Linked DNA regions of Homo sapiens: region 1 is linked to region 2. Evidence: chromatin loops called from intact Hi-C (ENCODE). Cell type or tissue: endothelial cell of umbilical vein. All regions are shown on one strand.

What was found. A loop is a pair of places that touch in the nucleus more often than their neighbours do. Peaks named below come from ENCODE experiments on the same cell type or tissue, not always from the same donor. Only the 100,000 strongest peaks of a DNase experiment are listed, where the experiment ranks them.
Region 1: a loop joins it to region 2, with 2.0 times the contacts of the local background. A loop is called at or near these places in 3 of 110 quality-filtered maps.

What each region holds. Positions count from the first base shown.
Region 1 is chr6:105,257,863-105,260,362 of GRCh38, reverse strand. No RefSeq gene overlaps it. Among named protein-coding and RNA genes, the nearest start is that of PREP-AS1, 20 kb to the left of the region's middle. In endothelial cell of umbilical vein, no CTCF peak of the experiment used is centred here; a DNase peak (open chromatin) is centred at 1,362.
Region 2 is chr6:105,103,923-105,106,422 of GRCh38, reverse strand. The region is part of intron 7 of POPDC1 (popeye domain cAMP effector 1); the gene reads left to right. Among named protein-coding and RNA genes, the nearest start is that of POPDC1, 32 kb to the left of the region's middle. In endothelial cell of umbilical vein, no CTCF peak of the experiment used is centred here; no DNase peak of the experiment used is centred here.

The sequences.
Region 1 (2,500 bases), 150 kb before region 2:
CTTGAGACCACTCTTTATCCCCAGGATTTTCATCCAGATGGAAGGCAGAGAGGGGTCTATAGAGAACAGTAACGGAAAGAACAACCAAGTGAAACAAAGAATGCTGGTAAAGGTTAATTATAAAAGTAAATAGGGAGAGTACAGTCATGCATCACTTAATGACGGAGAAATGTTCTGAGAAGCATGTCATTATATGATTCCATTGTTGTCCAATCATAGGGTGTACTTACACAAACCGAGATAGTGCAGCCGAGGTACGCCTAGGCTATGTGGTGTCGCCTATTGCTCCTAGACTACAGATCTGCACAGCATGTTACTGTACTGGATACTGTAAGCAGCTGTAACACAATGGTATTTGTGTATTTAAATATACCTACACAGAAAGCACAGTTAAAAAAAATGGTATTATGAGACCACTGTTGTTTAAGTAGTTTGTTGTTGACCGAAATTTTACTCAGCACATGACTATAATAAAAACTGGAGAGTACTGACATTACTAAATATCGGAGCCAGAATTAGTTGTCTGGCTAAAACTTGAGATAAATCTTTATGTTTTTTGGTTTGTTTGTTTTTGTTTGAGACAGAGTCTCGCTTTGTCACCCAGGCTGGAGCGCAGTGGCATGATCTCAGCTCACTGCAACCTCCGCACCTGGCTATTTTTTTTGTATTTTTAAAAGAGACAAGGTTTTGCCATGTTGGCTAGGCTAGCCTCGAACTCCTGGCCTCAAGTGATCTGCCCGCCTCGGCCTCCCAAAGTGCTGGGATTATAGGTGTGAGCCACTGCGCCCAGCCCAGATAAATGTTTAAAAGAAGGAGAGTCAAGAACTAGAAAAGTGGCTGGGCACGGTGGCTCATGCCTGTAATCCCAGCACTTTGGGAGGCTGAGGCGGGTGAATCATCTGAGGTCAGGAGTTCAAGACCAGCCTGGCGAACATGGTGAAGCCCCATCTCTACTAAAAAATTAGCCAGGTGTGGTGGCAGGTGCCTGTAATCCCAGCTACCCAGGAGGCTGAGGCAGGGAGAAGTCTTCAACCCGGGAGATGGTGGTTGCAGTGAGCCGAGATCATGCCATTACACTCCAGCCTGGGCGACAGAATGAGACACTGTCTCAAAACAAAAACAAAAACAAAAACTAGAAAAGGCCCTTTGGAGGGAAACTATAAATATAGTGGAAGAAATTAAGCAAAATTTAGAATAACCAAGCAAATATTCACTGCAAAAATGTTGCTGGGAACTTGAAAATTAAAATAGATCCACTTAAATAAACATGTTAAGAGTCACTTATTTCACGTCATGTGCCGGTGCTGGCAAAGCTCTATCAGGGTGAGCAGGGTAGAGATCTCGGCCTGGAATGTGGCCGAAGAATGCAGTACTTTACTCCACTGTACCATAATCTGACATGCTGAGGAAACCTGTTCAGCCCAAAATCTAGATAAAAAAGTGAGTCAAAGGACCAGGTGTGTGAGGTTAAGCCAGGCTTGTCCAGGGAAAGAGATACTGATTCTGGGTATTTTATGTTTCCCGTGAAAATCAATAAACTGGTGTTCTGGATTGACATGCGTATCTGATAACCCAGAGAATCTGAAGCAAGAGTTAATAAAGCAAAATGCAAAACCACAAAAGAAAGTGGAGAAGTGGGATTTTATTGAAGAAGTATGCATGGCAGCCAGGCCAGTGATAATTCTTACCACATATTTTGAATAGAAAAAATTTGTGACACAAAAATAAAGCAGAAAGTTTAAAATATAACTGGTGAATTTGGACATTAACAGAAGGAGGCAGGAAAAAATTTAAGTTGCTTGATGTCCACATTCTGTGTGTTATTTCTACATGGTTCGCAGGAGCAAGGGATAGAGATTGGATGGATGGAAACCCTCTGATATAAGGACTAGACTCAGAAAACACTTTGTGACTCTACCATCGGAGGAAGTGGGCATTATTTACACATAATTGCTTCTTGGCTTAATAAATTTATTTAGGGCAGAAAATTAGAAGAACCAGGTGTCAAGGGTCAAATCATCCCCTACACAAAATGATGGAGCTAGAAATGATGGGGTGGTTGGCGGCGGGGGTGGGGGAGGGGGTGCAAGGAAGATGTGCACGACCCAGGAAGACATGTCCTGGAAAAGGTCGTGGTAAGCGGAACAAAGTGAAACGTCATAAAGGACAAGGTTATGAGGACAAATACGAAAATATTATCCCATGGGACAGAAAACTGAGAACAGTGAGAAGGATTTAAACAACCGTCAGGCAGTGCATGCCACCTGTCTAGACCTCAGTGTCACATCTATAAAATAAGGAAGTTAAATAATCTGAAATCAGATCCAGCCTGAAAATTTTATTACCAAATGATATTTAAGAACCAGAAGAACGTAGAAGGATTAGGCCAAAACAACATTATCCATTGAAATGTCTCTTACGACAAATTACATTAAACCAGTTTTTTTAAAAAAATAAAGAGCCTCTGCTCCAAAGTAGAATTTGAACAACAATTAAAAAA
Region 2 (2,500 bases):
TCTCACCCTCAGCACGGCAGCCTGGTGCTACAGTTCTCTTTCCCACCTGAACATACTGCGAGTGTGGCAGACACCCCAGAGCACAATTGTGCTCCACTGGCTGCACCTTCTCGATGCCTTGGTCCTTATGGAAGTCCTTTGTGCAGAGGACTTTTTTGCCACTTGGTGTAATATGAAACATCCCTCCAGCAACAGTAACTCTTGACGTAACTGTTTAACAGTTTCACACCTGTTAAGTCTGGGTTTCAGTTCAGTATGATACTGTTTATATACTTTTATAATAAAATGTATTAACTGGTAGGTGGAAGGTGATTATAGCTAACAGAAAAAAAATTACTACAGAAGTCTTTTCCTGATCACAATAAATACAACAGGATGGAGTTAACCACTCTGCCTCCCAACTGTAAAAATAGTTTTAATAGAAAACTAAGAATCAATTTTCTGGGAAATTTATGGATATGAAATTATTTGCCCCTCTACAATTGGCAATAAATGAAAAGTAAAGCATTCTACAGAGATCATGAACCTTACAGTAACCTCCTTGAAGAACAAAAGTGATTTGAAAAATCACTTAACTAAAGATAAGCTCTATTTCTTCCTCTCTCCTCTCATGTTCTCACATCTCTGGAAGATAGTTGGGCCTCTGGGCAAATTTCTGATATCTATCAGTACGTAAAATTAATGAAAAACCAGGCAAACCTGTAGAAGTTATTTATTAATGTTCAACTTGTGAAATGCAAGAGCATTCCCTTGAAATATAATATTCCCTCTTTTTCTTGTTCTTACTACAAATTGGTTTTGGATGTATTAGGGGTTCAAAGAAATAATTTCCAGCTATATAGGGATGGACTCTGAATCTTTCCATTGAACCAGTAAGTCTCCTGATGAGGCCAGAGAGCCCCATGTCTAGGGGCCAGGTGAGCCCCTCACTCCTCAAAGCTGGGCTTTCTGGTGGCCATGACAGTTGCAGATTCCGAGGCAGGGCAGGTGATCCTTTTGTCTTCCTGGATGTGAATGTTATACTTGGCCCTCAATGGTACAGAAGGCCAGGCTAACTGGGGCTGGTACAAAGAGTGGACACTCTCCGTGATTCTAATTCCAAGCGAGGGGTTGGCAGCCAGCTGGCACCAGGTAGTCCCTGGAAGTGACAGGTTGGGCTGTGCTCCTGTCTGCCAGTGTGTCTACCAAGGTGGAAAAAGAGCAACAAGGCAATGTTGTTATAAGGACAGGGAGTTGGGGGGGGATTGCAGATTCTCAGCCACAAAGCTTGAAATGAAAGTGAATCAAGAACTTTTGCAGAAAAATTCCATCTTTCCAGGCCCTTAGGACTCCCTGGTTTATCCTCCTAGGATGTGTTCTAAGTGGTTCACACCCTGGTAAGAAATAAGCTCATTCATGGCAGCCACCCCTCTCTGTTTTCTTTCACGGATGTCTTTGTTTTAGCTTCTGAATATACAGTAGAAATAATAGTACAGATGTGGTGAGGGTGAATTGCTCTGAAAAGTGCTTTGAGTTTCTGAGAAATAAAATAAGACAGCATGAAAGACTGGGTGTGATTCCTTTTTATTTCCCCAACATTTAACCCATTGTCCTAGCACCTTGTGGTCACTCCCTGATTCCTTTTACTGATTGGATGAAAACATTGTAGCAGGTGATGGTGCTATTAAGCCTATTGATATTCCTTTGAGAGAACGGTGTTCTTGTCCATGCCCTAAGCAGTGTCGAATCAATTCTACAAAAGTGATTTCCTTCAGGGGACATGCTACAAAGTAGAGTGATGACAGTCCCTTTTCCTAATGAGGTTTACTGGACCCTGAGGCCTGCCTGCGCTTGAGGAATGCTGGTGGTGCCCCACTGGGAGACCCGCCAGAAATTAAAGGTGATGTCCATGTCTTTTTCCCTCATCCTCAGGATCCTTTCTGAGGTTCCCTATGTGGCCTTTCAGAGGAGGGATTTTTTCATCACTGTGTACTTAAGGACATTATCAAGGTCCTGACTATGTGTGGAGTAATTCTGTGAGGCTGCAGGAGGAAAGAGGCCTTGGTTACAGCACTCAAGATGCCTGTTTTCTAATAAGGAAGAGATGCAAATGCTATAACCACAATGTTACACAGAATGTGGAAGGGCTGAAGTTATTGAGATGAAGAGGGTAGAATCTTCCCACAGGAGTCATGGAGGGTTACACATGAAGGAGGTGGAGTTTGAATCCTGCTTGAGGAAACAATGGGAATTTGGTGGTTAGAGATGGGAGTGGAGGAACCATTCCAAGTAGAGGGAAAAAAGGCAAGAGGAAAAGAGGAGGATGGGCTGGATTTGAAGAGCAGTGAGTTTGCAAGAGCTTGGACTGGAAGAGGGAGGGAGACCCAACTTGGAGAACCCTGGATGTCACCCTAAGGATTGTGAATCACTCTCATTATCCTTTTAATGTTATATAGTAAGTTCCATAGCTCTTCTTCTGCCCCAGCAAATATGGTGGGAGCAGAATAAATTCTTTCACAGA